Linked DNA regions of Homo sapiens: region 2 is linked to region 1. Evidence: chromatin loops called from intact Hi-C (ENCODE). Cell type or tissue: OCI-LY7. All regions are shown on one strand.

Region 1 (8,000 bases):
GTGTGTTATGAACTAGGGATTAACATTAATTCAATTCTGGGCTCCTGAGGTTTCCTCCCCTAAAAAAAATTCTAAGGTTCCATTACTAAAAGCAAACTTGAGAAACACTATTTTAAAAGAACTTCAAGACCATTAAAAAAATTAACTTTTTGAGAAATAAATTTGAAAATTATTCTTTATATGCACAGTGACAGCATATTGCACTCTACTTTCCTGGATCTCAATAAACTTTGGCAAGAACTTGGCAGATCACAAATCTACTTTTGTTGATTCAACAAAAACTGTTTAAAGACTTCTCTTCCATTCTCAGTTCTTATCCTTCTCTCAAAATGCTGTAGGTAATGATTTTTCATCTTTTTTCTCTCTCCCTCCCTTACAGATTGATTTAGGCTCTGAGATAAAATTTAGGTGACATTTTAGATATCGACAGGGCATGTGCAGAGCAATACTCTGTCTTGCAGTATGCCAGCCACGGACGGGGTTTAGACAAACGGCTGAATATAAAACTCTTGCCTACAAGCAGCTCAGCCTAGAGGGGGAAACAGATTCATAAATATAAAATTACAATCCAAAGCAGGAAACACAGTATGTTATACGAAGGCAAAGAGGTTCGTCTTCTTTCATAGCCTCTCCTAAACCCGGCAACTCTGAGCTGTTTTTCTGGCAAGCCGCCGTCCATTGGCGGCCTCTGGCGCCGCGGCTTTCGGCGTGCGGACGGCGCAGGCGCGGGCGGGGCGGGGCCGGGCGGGGAGGGCGGTGAGGGCCGGCGCTCGGGGCCGCGTTTCATTGGCTTTCCGGCCGGAAGCTGCGGCGCGACCCGGCTGCGCATGCGCCTCTCACACGTGCTGTCAGAACGCCGCCTCCTCCGCTTGCGGCCGGTCTGCACCATGCTGCGAACGTCCGTCCTCCGCCTGCTAGGACGCACGGGGGCTAGTAGGCTGTCTCTCCTGGAGGACTTCGGCCCACGCTACTACAGTTCGGGCTCCCTCAGTGCCGGCGATGATGCTTGTGATGTGCGCGCCTACTTCACTACACCCATTTTCTACGTGAACGCGGCGCCGCACATCGGGCACCTGTACTCGGCACTACTGGCGGACGCCCTATGCCGCCACCGTCGCCTCCGAGGTCCCAGCACGGCCGCCACGCGATTCTCCACTGGTACCGACGAGCACGGGCTGAAGATTCAGCAGGCAGCAGCTACCGCGGGCCTGGCCCCGACCGAGCTGTGCGACCGAGTCTCTGAGCAGTTCCAGCAGCTTTTCCAGGAGGCCGGTATCTCCTGCACAGATTTCATCCGCACCACGGAGGCCCGGCACCGGGTGGCTGTGCAGCACTTCTGGGGGGTGCTTAAGTCCCGCGGTCTGCTCTACAAGGGCGTCTATGAAGGTTGGTATTGCGCTTCCGACGAGTGCTTCCTGCCTGAGGCCAAGGTCACCCAGCAGCCGGGCCCATCGGGGGATTCGTTTCCTGTATCTCTCGAGAGCGGGCATCCAGTCTCCTGGACCAAGGAAGAAAACTACATTTTCAGGCTTTCCCAGTTCCGGAAGCCACTCCAGCGGTGGCTGCGGGGCAACCCTCAGGCGATCACCCCCGAACCATTTCATCACGTAGTTCTTCAGTGGCTGGACGAGGAGCTGCCCGACCTGTCCGTGTCTCGCAGAAGTAGCCACTTGCACTGGGGCATTCCGGTGCCCGGGGATGATTCGCAGACCATCTATGTATGGCTGGATGCCCTGGTCAACTACCTCACTGTAATTGGCTACCCAAATGCTGAGTTCAAATCTTGGTGGCCGGCCACCTCTCATATCATAGGTAAGGACATTCTCAAATTCCATGCCATCTATTGGCCTGCCTTCCTGTTAGGGGCCGGCATGAGCCCGCCACAGCGCATCTGTGTCCATTCCCACTGGACAGTCTGTGGCCAAAAGATGTCCAAGAGCTTGGGCAACGTGGTGGATCCTAGGACTTGCCTTAACCGCTATACCGTGGATGGCTTCCGCTACTTTCTCCTTCGGCAGGGCGTCCCCAACTGGGACTGTGACTACTATGATGAAAAGGTGGTTAAGTTGCTGAACTCCGAGCTGGCAGATGCCTTGGGAGGTCTCTTGAACCGATGCACTGCCAAAAGAATAAATCCTTCTGAGACCTACCCAGCCTTCTGCACTACCTGCTTCCCTAGTGAGCCAGGGTTGGTGGGGCCGTCAGTTCGTGCTCAGGCAGAGGATTATGCTCTGGTGAGCGCAGTGGCCACTTTGCCAAAGCAGGTAGCAGACCACTATGATAACTTTCGGATATATAAGGCTCTGGAGGCCGTGTCCAGCTGTGTCCGGCAAACTAATGGTTTTGTCCAAAGGCATGCACCATGGAAGCTGAACTGGGAGAGCCCAGTGGATGCTCCCTGGCTGGGTACTGTGCTTCATGTGGCCTTGGAATGTTTGCGAGTCTTTGGGACTTTGCTGCAGCCTGTCACCCCAAGCCTAGCTGACAAGCTGCTGTCTAGGCTGGGGGTCTCTGCCTCAGAGAGGAGTCTTGGAGAGCTCTATTTCTTGCCTCGATTCTATGGACATCCATGCCCTTTTGAAGGGAGGAGGCTGGGACCTGAAACTGGGCTTTTGTTTCCAAGACTAGACCAGTCCAGGACTTGGCTGGTGAAAGCCCACCGGACCTAGAAACTCAGTTCTTACCGGCTTGTGGTAAAAAAGCAAATGTGTTATCTTTTTATTTTTTATTTTCAGGAAAGTTATACTAGTATTTTCTTAAGTGTGGAATCAAATGAGCACATAAGCTGTGTCCCTGTGAAAAGAGGTTTGTAGCCTTTCAGGTGCCTGCTCCTATTCATTTCTCTGTGACCATTGATCACTGTCCTTTGTGCATTGTGTGTCTAAGATGTCTTCAGGGGAAAGATGGGTAAGAGACAGTGTTGCTAATGCTGTTCCTTCTTTGTGCCTCCTTCCAAACCACAGTTATTTGCCCAAACTACCTCTCGTGGCTGGTTTTTCATTGGCCTGGCCTCTGCTTCTCAGGCTAATTAGTGACTCCTTTCTTTGAGGGTCAGGGTTGGAGGCCCCTTACTGGTGGTTTTACAGGGGGATCCTACTTTGTTACACATGTTGGGTTTCCTGATAAAAAGAGAGTATTTTATTAAACCCTTGAACCAGTGTCCTAGACCAGATGATTTTTGCCCATGTGTATCCCCATTTAAATTCCTACAACTAAGTCTCCCTGCTTTGTTAATAGTCCAACAGTTGGGTTGTGTAACATCACACTTCAACCGGTAGATGGCTCTAATCTCACACATTTACTTACTAAAGATTGAGGATTCGGAATATTTAGAATAAATTAGTTTTCTGCTTTCTAATTTTGCAGATCTTTACATTTTTATTGCTTTTCTTAAAATAAGGGATAGCTTTGCAACCACTATTGTTTTAATGGAAAGCAAAAAACCCCCCCAAACTTATCAGAATCCTCGTTCTTTTTCAGACTACTGAAAAATGACATTTACTCTGTTAAATGTTTAATAAGTGAATAAGTAAATGTATCAAGTTGTTTATATAATAAATTATAAAACTCTTGAGGCACTTGGTATGTTAAAAATTTTAAACTTTAGTAACATTAGGTTACAGGTATGATTTAAAAATTTGTAAATAGTTCAAAAGGGCAATGTTTTCTTTATATTTCTTATAGTCTTAATTTTGTTATCCATGTGCATAATTTACCTCATGATTTCTTTTGGTCAATCAGGATCTTTAATACAATATAGAAATTGTGTAATAGTTATTATAAATGTTAATACACAACTTTCAGGTAATTTTAACTGATTATTTCTTTTGCTCTTTTAACTTAAGTTATTAAAGTTTAAAAGTTCGTAAGTACCTTATTCAGATCTGTTCTGTTGCATTCGTTGAAGGTGATGGTGAAAGGAGGAACTGACCAATGCTTCAGGAATCTCAGACTGGATTTAGGAATCTCTCTAAGGCTCCATAAGAGAACATCACAGAGAAGATGTTAGCAATTTATACAGTGATTACAACATAGTAAGCCAGTTATGTCTCATAGGTGATTAGACAGCTGGGCCAAAGTTCAAAATGAGAACTTGCCTTGGAATATACATTCTAAGTATGGTAGCAAGTAGAGAGGGCCCACAATGAATTAAACTATTGTACTGGTAGTTCCCCTGGATTTATTCTAGGTGCCACCATTCAGTTCCAGTTTCTGTTTATTAATCAGCGAAATGAGGAATTTTTGGTTGCTGGAATATTGCTTAGAAGAGAATGCTTGAAGGTATTCTAAAGGTGGAAGGACTGTTGCCACAAATGTCCCTTCAGACCCTTCTTATTCATAAGTCTGGGCTTTCCACATGACATGTTCAAGTTAACTGCTGGGGTTATTAGCACAGACTACTGGGGCATAGGATGTAGGAGTGTAATATCTCCTACAGGTGGATAGAGCAGAGAGTGGAAAAAGATAATATGTATTTACGTGGATGAAGGAAAACATATTTGAAAACCAGTGAGATGATAACCTCTGCCTCTGAAGTGCTCTTATAGCAGTGTTACAGTTCCTACCATGGATGGAGACAGTGTCTTCTACTTGAATGATCTTTCCTATAGCCTTGTGCTGGTCAATACAATCGACCTTTGCTTGCTGGAGGGTGTCAATGGAGTTCTTTTAGTGCAGTCTGTCATTTGTGCAGGCACTTAGCTGGCTACCTGGATATTTGTGATACTGGAGGACACAAGAACATAGGGGAACCAGATAGGACAGGGCGTAATTATTAGAAAGACAGGATATTTTATTTTGTTTATTTATTTATTTATTTATTTATTTATTTATTTATTTATTTTTGTGTGAGCAATAAAGCTTTTTAATCACCTGGGTGCAGGCGGGCTGAGTCGGAAAAGAGAGTCAGCGAAGGGAGATGGGGTGGGGCCGTTTTATAGGATTTGGGTAGGTAAAGGAAAATTACAGTCAAAGGGGGTTCTCTGGCGGGCAGGGGTGGGGGTCACAAGGTGCTCAGTGGGGGAGCTTTTGAACCAGGATGAGCCAGGAAAAGGAATTTCACAAGGTAATATCATCAGTTAAGGCAGGAACAGCCCATTTTCACTTCTTTTGTGGTGGAATGTCATCAGTTAAGGCAGGAACCGACCATCTGGATGTGTACGTGCAGGTCACAGGGGATATGATGGCTTAGCTTTGGTGCAGAGGCCTGACTTTCCAAAGACAGGGTATTTTAAATGGAGGAATGTGTGGTAAGTTGGATCTGACTTCTGCGGTGATCCTGAAGATGAACCAGTTGGATTCTCTATAGGAGGCACAATAGATACAGCAAATATTCTTTGAATAATTAGTGATGTGTTTGAGTTGGTCCAGAAGTTTAAGAATAGCAAATGGAGAATACGTGAAAACTGAAGGGGATGTACTTCCAAGAGGGGGCATCCTAACCACTTCTGGTAGAAAATGATACACTTGTAGAATTCCCTACTCTAGCACTGTTAATACTTTTATCTGGCATTTTCTGGATTCCTTCGCCAGAAAGTAACTGTCTTCCAAATACTATCCTTGAAGTCCTCAAATATTCATTTTGGTGTGTTCCTGGAAGCAGCGTTGCAGGAGGTGAAAGACCACTGCCTAGATCAGGTATTCATGGATGTCACATTAGGAGAGTAATAAAAAGACGTCAACTCACTCAGCAGACTATAATCCTCTCTGTGAAGTCATGTGAGAAGTGGGCAATGCACATTTTAAGTTGCCCCATTATATACTGGAGGGCTGTTTCACAAGTGAACTCATAGATTAGACAGAAGACCTATGGCTATAAGAAGGAGCATAAGAAATAGATATAATCTCTGATTTTATTGAAACCTCAGTTTATTCTGCATGTAGACCTCATTATTTCTCTTAAGAATCTGTGGACTTTGTAGGGTCTATGAAGAGCCCAATAAATTGAATATGAAGTTGATGTCAGAGTACTTAAGAAGGGCCTAGGCTGGAACATGGGCCCTGGGACACTGGTCTTCCCCCTTCCCCCCACCCCCCAAGGTGGTTGTACCTGTGATTGGGACTTAGGTTAGCTCTTTAGCTCTGGGAAATGTCAAAACTGAAGTGAAACCAGTAGTTGGTCAGGTTGTGAGCCCTCAATGAGGATGACATCATCATGAAGTGAGACCTGGAGTGCTGGTGGGTCCTTGCCTTGTCTTTTGTCAGAAAGTGAATATCAATGGACCTAAAAGGGTGTAGACATATTGACAGATTATTGACAGATTATTATTATTATTATACATATTATTATATGTATAATAATAATATGTATTATATGATACATATATAATATAATATGTATATATATAATACATATAATATAATATGTATTATATGTATAATAATATGTGTAATATTATACATATTATTGTCAATATGTAGACATATTGATAGATTCTAGAAGAAAGCCCTTGAGTCTCTTGGAAAACTAAGATAGTATAATATATGTTATTTCAGCACAACAAAACTCACCCTGCCCCTTCCTCTTGCAGGAAGTTTGGAGAGGATTAGTTAACTCTTATCAAGAGGAACACACCAAATTTGGAGGTTAACAACAGTTAACAACCAAGTTAATTAAGGTTAATGGGAATTTTAACCTTTTAGGAAGAGTATCTTATTCTTTCTGGAGACAGGACAGGAGAAGCCCTGGTTAAACTTCCTTCCTATGTCACCAATAACTACTTTGAGCAGAGGGGAAGGGACTAACCAATTTAGAGGTGAAATTAGCTGCTTCTCTTTAGTAGGTAGTCTTGGGTTACCCAGAATAGATCCTCTGAATTAAAGGAACTACCTAGCAGGAAACAGTTGGCCATATTTAAATAGTTTGTTTAGGATTGTATCACATTAGTTTCCACTTTTCATGATGAGGGAAGGGAACTAGAAGGAACTACACACCAACAGGATCTTCCTATGGCCCCGACAACTAGAAATAATATATCCTCTACCATGCCTCTTCTGATGAGTACCACTTGGGAGGTTCAGCCATACTTGGATGTTCACCAAGGTAAGCAAGGCATAGTACATATGTTTCATCCTTGGCCTTGAGCTGAATTGTACCCCCTTAGCTAATGGCACAGTTTACTCACCATGGATTTTAAAGTCCACTGCTCCTCACTTAAGAACAGGATGGTGTGAGATGTTCAAGATGTTTCAGGAAACCAAGTGTGCCATCTGCAAGAAGAAAATTATAGCTCCAAGGAGGGATGAGCCCTGCCCTTGAGTCACTTCTGGATGAAACATCTGCAGAGGGCCTGACTCACTGGGTAAGCTGAAGGGACAGACCCAGGAATAACTATGGAAATGGAGGATGCCTTTCTTAGATTATGATGTGGGAGAAATGGTACTAACACCTCTGTGCTACTGCTATTAAGGCCATGCCTTGTACATGTACCCTCATTAGTTGAGAATCAATTGTTTATGGGATTTAACATGATGATGAAGCTTCAAAAACTAGATAATGATTGTTATAGGTTGGTATCATCATATTATTCTTTTAATACATTCCATAAAAATATGACCAATTACACATTTTTTCCTGATTGTATATTTTTGGAACACATTAAATAAAATAGCTTCAGTAGTTTGGCTTCCTTTGAAACCAGTCTAGAAGCTTCTATTGGTTAAAAAGCTATAGATATTAAAAATATAAAGTTAATAAACATGGTATACATCTTAGATTAATCACAAAATAATACAAATGGAATGTATTTCTTTCAAGCCAGATGAAAAGAGAAGTGAAAGAAAACAATCCAACAGAAGCCAGGAAGGAACAATGCAATAGAAGACAGGTAGGAGAAAAAAGAGGCAAAGAAAAAGGAAAAATATTGTAAATAGAAAGCCCAAAATAAAATGGCAGAAATAAATACAAATATGTCAGTAATTGTAATAAAATAAAACTTCATGAGTCTTCTGTCAAAAGACAAAACTATTCAAAATTAAATTTAAAAAGCAATATATGTAGT
Region 2 (8,000 bases), 320 kb before region 1:
AAAATACAAAACTTAGCCTGGTGTGGTGGCATGCACCTGTAGTCCCAGCTACTTTAGAGGCTGAGGTGGGAGGATCGCTTGAACCTAGGAAGCAGAGGTTACAGTGAGCTTAGATTATGCCATTGTGCCCCAGCCTGGACGACACAGCAAGACACTGTCTCAAATAAATTAATTAAAGAAAAAAATGTAAAAATCCCCATTAGAAAATGAAAATGTATTGAACTATATATCTCATTTGTTTAGCATTCGGGGTAGAATCATGTCACTATTCCCAGAGAAATAAAACTTGAGGGATGTGCTTCTCAGGTGCTTCTAACCACTGAATGACACTAGTTCCATCTAAAATGATTTGAAGATTTAAAGAGCAAATCTATACTTTTTTTTTGAGACGGAGTCTTGCTCTGTCACCCAGGCTGGAGTGCAGTGGCGTCATCTTGGCTCACTGCAGCCTCTGCCTCCCGAGTTCAAGTGATTCTCTTGCCTCAGACTCCCGATTAGCTGGGACTACAGGCGTGCGCCACCATGCCCAGCTAATTTTTTTGCCTTTTTAGTAGAGACAGGGTTTCACCATGTTGGTCAGGCTGGTCTTAAACTCCTAATCTCAAATGATCCACCCACCTTGGCTTCCCAAAGTGCTGGGAATACAGGTGTAAGCCACCATGCCCGGCCCAAATCTATGCTTTTAAGTCTTCAAGTGAACTCACACCAATCCCCTAATTCTCTCTTTCCTTCTGCTGCACCTGCAGATCAGTCCAACCAAATACCTTCTCTAGCCAGCTGGACTGTTGAGCAATACTAAAGAATACCTTGCAATCCCTTGGGATTCCCAGACAATCTAAACATCCCTGATGAGTGCCTTCTATTTCCTCAAGAGTTATTTCCAAAGTGCTTGCTCCTCAAGCCACCTGCCAATCTCCATCCCTTCTAATGTCAGCAATAACAGAGGTCTTTTCCCTCATGATAACAGGCCAGGAGTGATGGCTCACACTTGCGAATCCCAGCACTTTGGGAGGCCAAGGTAGGAGGATTTGCTTGAACCTAGGAGTTTGAGACAAGCCTGGGCAATATAGTGAGATCCCATCTCTATAATAATAGTAAAATAACTATATCAACAGCAGCAGCCATTACATTTATTAAGTGCTGTGCTTAGGCACTTTGCTTTATATACATTATTTTAGCTAATCTTTACAAGGACCACCACCTACTGAGGTAGGTACTATTATTATCCCCATTTTACAAATTAAAAAGCTGAAGGATAGAAAGGTTAAAAAACTTGCCCAAGGTCACATCACCAGTTAGTGGCATAGCCAGGTTACAAATCCAGGACTAACTGCAGAGCCAACTCCTAAACCTATACTGTGTTGCCTTCCTGTTCCACTCTTCTGTCAGGGCACAGTAAGGGCAGAGCCAGGATTCCCAAAGGCTACCTGGCTCCCCCAGGTGACCTCATACCAGTGTCAAGACAGTGAGCTCTCCTTTTCCATTCCAAGCCTCTCCAACAACCAATGTCAGTCAACTAGTAAGCAGCAGAAGCAATACGGAGATACACCTATGAGGTTTATTAACTACATTACGCTGACCTGCTTTATTGGAAAAAGCAATGGATTTTATTAAAATAAAAAAGGCTTCCTGCACCCTCTCTTTTAATTTCACCCAGGTTCCAGCAAAGTACCTTCCTGGAAGTGTTTTGATAACCTCTTGGCTGTGTCTAAGGCCCACTTGCTTCCACACCCAAATAGGCACTTCAATTGTTTTTTTACTGTGTTATTGCCACATTGAGAATGGAGTGGTGTCCCAGTCTAGTGCTTCTCAATTTCAATGGCATATGAATCACTTGGGTATCTTATAAAAATGCAGTTTTTTGGGTTTTTTTTTTTTTTTGAGACGGAGTTTCATCCGTTACACAGGCTGGAGCGCAATGGCGCGATCTCGGCTCACCACAACCTCCGCCTCCCGGGTTCAAGCAATTCTCCAGCCTCAGCCTCCCGAGTAGCTGGGATTACAGGCATGCACCACCACACCCGGCTAATTTTGTATTTTTAGTAGAAATGGGGTTTCTCCATGTTGGTCAGGCAGGTCTTTAACTCCTGACCTCAGGTCATCCGCCTGCCTCACCCTCTCAAAGTGCTGGGATTACAGGCGAAGCCACCAAGCCCAGCCCAAAGATGCAGCTTCTTATTCAGGTTCCGGATGGAGCCTACAAGCATGTTTCTAAAATCCCCATGTGACATTGATGCCAATCTCCAGACCACGCTTGAGTAACAATGGCCTAGATATGTGGCATGTGAACAGTTCTTCCTTGGTGATCATCTTGGTGCTAAGTGCTTTTCTTCCCAAATGTATAAATTATATTCTGCTTCTGTGATCAAAACTATGTAAAGCATCGGTTTACACATTACACATTATACATACTATAGACACCAGAGTGTCTGAGTGTTAAACTTCACCAGCTTTTTTGCATGAATTTTTTACACAAGTCTCATTTTCCTCACTATGTCTACTTGTTTCTAAAGCACCAAGAAAACTGTTTTGAAATTCTGACATGCCATAGATGAACTTTTCATGCCTATAACCCACCATATCTTTTTCCTTATGTACTCAGGGAAAGATGCTGCTCCTCCTCTTCAGGAAAACCCTTCCATCTGTGCTTGATTTCCACACTTCTCTGCCTCATTATTCATTCATTCAAGCAGTCGCCCACTTTGTTTAGCTCATTAGCTTCCTCCTCTATTTTATCTAGTCCAAACTTCTCTTCAGCAATACTGCTTGAAAATTGTCTCAAGAAATTCACTATTTAAAATAAATACACAAAAGCAAAATAGCAAAATTTTAATTGTTGAATTTAAGTGGAAAATATACAGTTGCTCATTTAATAGTCTTTCAACTTTTTTCAAAGTTTGGGCAGTTATAGAAACAATTTCTTCTATTTACAAGTTTTTTCCTAGCACAAACCTATTTAGATTAAATCCCCTCGCCAGCCTCTCAGCTAACATGTTAAAATTTCCTTCCAGAACTTCATTAATCAGCCAGGCTATAAAAAAGTAACTGTCCAAGGCCCAAGCATGTCCTTTCAAAATCTTTTTAGAATCCACAAAATAAATTTTAAAACTTAGTTATTCTAGCAAGAACACTAGAGATGTCACTGACTACACTCACTCTGGTTTACTTACTTATTCCCTCCTGCCTACAAATCTTGACTGCCTTGCAAACCTAAATTCTCTATCAAGTCACATTAAATTCCCTCCATGGCTTCCTATCCAAATTTTTTAAAAGGGGAGGAAGGGGTTTCTGTGCCCTGCCTGCCCTCCTCTTCCAGCCGTACCATATAACCCACCTATCGCCAGCTCACAGGTGAGAACACAATGCTTGAAGACCAGCATCCCAAGTGGAGCACCAAGCCACCTCCAGCACTCCTGCCCGAGCTGCCAACATGGCTCCCAACTGTCACAAGATGCTCTGAGGATCAGTGCGGGGTCATCTTACACATTTTCACAGCTTACTCTCCCCAGGACTTATGCGGAGCTTTACCCCAAGGTAGACATTTAAGTATTTGCTAAGTTGTATTTCTAGTTACTTCCTAGACAACTGCTGCCTAAAATCAAATGCTTTATATATCATGCTTTAATTTTATTAAACATGTAAGTCCTGCTTAAACAATGGTCTCAGTGGTTCTCACCCTAGGGAGATTTTGCTCTCCAAGGGACATGAGACAATGTCTGGAGGCATTTTTGGTTATTACACTGGGATGGGGGTGTGCTGCTGGCATCTCAATAGGTAGAGGTCAGGAACACTGCTCAAGATTCTGCAAGGCACAGGACAGCACCCCCACAATAATGAATTATTTGATTCAAGATGTCAATAATGCCAAGGTTGAGAAACCCTAGGGTAGCTGTAGTGTTTTCTTTTAACCTTAGGGGATTTGAGAGCCACTGGAAACCAAAGAGCCAAACTGAACCTATGTGGCTGCAACTTTTTTAGTTTCTTATTAAAGAAAAAGTTCTCTGGTTTTTCAACACTAAGTTCCCTTATTTCGAAAACAACCGAAAGAGCTCAATTTTGCAAAAATGGCACAACCACAACAGAGTGCAGTGTGATAACAATACAGAGTCAACTAAGATTAAAAATTGGTCTACTAAGACTTTAGATATAATACGTTTTATTCATCTAGTGGTACTTGGTGCTCACAGGGCACTGTACAACAAATTTTAAAAATACAATATGAAAAAAATCAAACAGCCAGAGATCAATTCCATTAGAGGGCGATGGCCCACAGAAAAACCAACAAAGGCCCACAGAAAAACCCACCCTGTCTCCTTAAGAACATTTCTTTGTTTGGCTTTAAGAAACACCAAAAGAAAATACAAAAGAAAAGGTCTTTGAGAAGATAGGTAAAACTTCACATAGCGTCTTCCACATATCACAAAATGCTTTCCTTATTTAATAATAAGCACATAAAATAATCCAAATATCTGTGAGCCTCTATTTGGTCCCAATGTTTTAGGTCATAGCTTTCACTACTTCCCTCCTCTCTATCCTCAAATTATTTGCATCAGTAAAAAAAGTTAATTAAGGTGTAACAGTCTCCTTTGCTCCACAATGCCACTACAAAGCCTATTTTCCATAAAGAACCAGAGGCCAAGCAAACGTAGGCTACTAAGTACTTGAATTGAAAATACAACTAAAATTTCCTGAGTCATTTAACATCAAATTTTGGCTTTGTAATCTATTTGTATTCAATTCTCAGTCATTACTGAAGGTCATTTGACATCAACCATAGAGAGCAGTGAGATTTAAAGTTGCATGGAAGTACCGCTGAAAACTTCTAACAACAGAAAGATGAGTTTGGAGTGTTTAATTTTACTACATAGTGACATATATTCAGAAAGTTGTCATACAAGGAATGATGAGGAGTTACAAATCCAACTTGGAAACCCTTAATGCTCACTATCAATTTGTTGAAAGTCAATTTTTTTTTTTTTTTTGAGACGGAGTCTCTGTCGCCCAGGCTGGAGTGTAGCAGCGCTATCTCGGCTCACTGCAAGCTCCGCCTCCCGGGTTCAAGCCATTCTCCTGCCTCAGCCTCCCTAGTAGCTGGGACTACAGGCGCCCGCCACCACGCCTGGCTAATTTTTGTATTTTTAGTAGACGGGACTTCACCGCGTTAGCCAGGATGGTCTCGATCTCCTGACCTCGTGATCCGCCCGCCTCAGCCTCCCAAAGTGCTGGGATTACAGGCATGAGCCACCACACCCGGCCACAAGCTGTTTCTTAACTAAGCTTCTGAAGCAGGAACTCCTAAAGTGTCAATAGGCAGTTTTACTTACAGTAGTAGTTATATACTAATGCTGCTTGCAGAATTTTTTTTCCCTTTAGAGTTCACAGAAGTACTACCACATGGAGACAAAACAAAACAGTAAAAATAGTATAGGTAGTAAAAAGGCCAAAACTAAGAAATTTGGGGCCATAACATTAGAAAAGTTTGAAAATATACTTTACATATTTGCTTAAAAAATTAAGTGTAGTACTGCCTTAATGCTTGGTTCCTCTACCATTAAATGGCATTTCATTCAGTTTATGCTGAACTCTTAGATCAACTTATTATTACTGAATACAAAGCTAAGCAAACCTAGACATTTTAGCTGCTGCCACTGTGTATTATCACAGTACATAAGGAATCTGTCACAAGGTTTGTCTCCCCTTCTCCATTATACTGTTCTTAAAGGTAGAGGGCAGGTCTCATGCACCTTTGCATCCCCTGCATATAAGCACAGTGGCTGGCATACAGTGGGTGAATAGGTATTTACTGATGCATTGCTGAGTAGTGGCTTATAACATGGAGAAAAGCCCAACATTGTCCTGTTCTATCAGCATTACTTAGGTATCCTCACTCCTAATAGGCAGAAAGCAGTTTTGAAGTAAAGTTAAATTCCTCACTTGCTAAACACAGCAGACCTGTCAAGTGTTGGACAAGACTTAAACCACTTTCTTTAAATGTGTTCATAAAGCATTTTGAGAAATCAAGAGATGAAAGGCGCTATGTAAGTACAAAATATTCAAGACAGTTTAGCAAAAGTGCTACTTTTCTACGATGATGGAATGGTTGTGCTAGTTTGAGGGGAACATCCCCTGAGGCTACTCTTCTTGCTGTCATTATTAACACAACAATGGAATTTTGACAAAGATGCCATCACTTTATATAGTTTTTATTCAGCTAACTACTTTCTATAAACCATGTGACAGAAAATGAAATTAAGCCACTTATTCCACATAAACCAATACTTTATCAAAGTTCCGCATTTTACAAGTCATGTTCAAAAAACACACACAAATTAGCATTTTGTACACAAATGTTTATTTCTCAATTAAACATTCCCTTTAAACACAAGGAATGAGTTCTAAATCTTCATAAAGATGAATTAAAAATGAAATCCCTCCAGTATAGTGTATATAATCACTGTGTTCTTGGTCACTACTGGCATTTACTGTTTAACATCAAAAACAAAGACAGGTTATTTAAAAATCATGCTACTGGATTTCTAGCTCTTCCTCTATGACCAGTTCTACACTGATCTGCAATGTTTAAAAGTTTACATCACCAAATCAAAGCAAGTTTAAGGTGTGAAGTAGCTGTGCATTAAACACAAAATAAACAATAAAATTATAAGATATAGTCAAGTTCATAACGAATATAGGTGTTCTTATCATCGTTGTAGATTCTTGGGTAATGTGCTATGAGAGCGTCCTGGGAACCAATGTAGATGGAGTTGTAAATTTTCCAATATACATCTCTGACTTTCCGGGCTGGGTGAAACAGACCCTAAAATAATTGAACGGTTACATTATTTCAATTTTTAAGAACATACATAACCTTAACAAAATTAAGAAAACATAAAGATATGATTCAAAATTATTTCCCTTGGGGAGTTGGGGGGGGGGGAACCTACTAATTACACTGCTCTTAAGCTGCAATGGAAGAGACAAAACTCACTCCCCTGTCACCACACAATTGTTCTACCATATGGCACAATATACCCTAATGATAATCAGGAAAAGTAACTTAATTCAATACACTACTTTTCTTGCTAAGTAATCTTTTAAAAATCTTTAACTTACAGGCAGTGGGGGGAAAGGGGAGGGAGAGCATTAGGACAAATACCTAATGCATGCAGGGCTTAAAACCTAGATGACAGGTTGATAGGTGCAGCAAACCACCATGGCACATATATACCTATGTAACAAACCTGCACGTTCAGCACAAGTATCCCAGAACTTAAAGTATTATTTAAAAAAAAAAAATCACCGATTAAAAAAAAAATCTTTAACTTACCTGTAAACAATATTGCAACATTCTACATGGTCCAATAGCAACTCTCAGGCCCTCTAGGGCTCCCATAACTGCCTGAATTACATGAGGAGATGTCTCAAATACATTGGGCCATACATAGTTCAACAAGTGATTCAGCGAATCTTCACAACCAAATCCATAAACCCCAAGTGACATGTGCTGTACCACTGCACTAGCCGTCTGTCTGTGTACAAGGTCTCTACAACGGAAGGGAAAAAAGTCCTTTAAGATGCGGTCTTATAAGAAAGGGGGAAAAATCCTTAAAGATACAGTCTTAGTTTTACAGGAAATATTCACCGGCCCATTAGAAACTAAATTACTAATTCAGTGCACTGAATAGATGTGAAGTCATCTAACATTTCATATATCTAATATATCCTTTAGAATAGCTTCCACTTGAGGACTTTTGCTTTAATTACTCAAGATTCACTATGGCTCAACAATTAAGCCATATTTTCTAATTAACTTTTTTTTTTTTTTTGAGACGGAGTCTTACTCTGTCACCCAGACTGGAGTGCAGTGGTGTGATCTTGGCTCACTGCAACCTCTGCCTCCCAGGTTCAAGCAATTCGCCTGCCTCAGCCTCCTGAGTAGCTGGAATTACAGGTGTGTGCCACCACGCCTGCCTAATTTTTGTATTTTTAGTAGAGACAGG

Evidence for each region. Peaks named below come from ENCODE experiments on the same cell type or tissue, not always from the same donor. Only the 100,000 strongest peaks of a DNase experiment are listed, where the experiment ranks them.
Region 2: a loop joins it to region 1, with 2.9 times the contacts of the local background. A loop is called at or near these places in 4 of 110 quality-filtered maps.

The regions. Positions count from the first base shown.
Region 1 is chr2:197,704,519-197,712,518 of GRCh38, forward strand. It overlaps MARS2 (methionyl-tRNA synthetase 2, mitochondrial), which reads left to right and starts at 851. Exons shown (of 1, transcript NM_138395.4): 1 at 851-3,877. The coding sequence starts at 888. The coding sequence ends at 2,669. RefSeq lists a silencer at 665-904 and enhancers at 1,045-1,094, 1,135-1,254. In OCI-LY7, CTCF peaks have their summits at 3,284 (motif pointing right) and 3,486; DNase peaks (open chromatin) are centred at 823, 1,403, 2,043, 3,263 and 2 weaker places; H3K4me3 peaks cover 5,240 bases; H3K27ac peaks cover 1,436 bases.
Region 2 is chr2:197,385,645-197,393,644 of GRCh38, forward strand. SF3B1 (splicing factor 3b subunit 1) reads right to left here. Exons shown (of 25, transcript NM_012433.4): 24 at 7,328-7,544; 25 at 4,140-6,817. The coding sequence ends at 6,659. Among named protein-coding and RNA genes, the nearest start is that of SF3B1, 45 kb to the right of the region's middle. In OCI-LY7, a CTCF peak has its summit at 4,247; no DNase peak of the experiment used is centred here.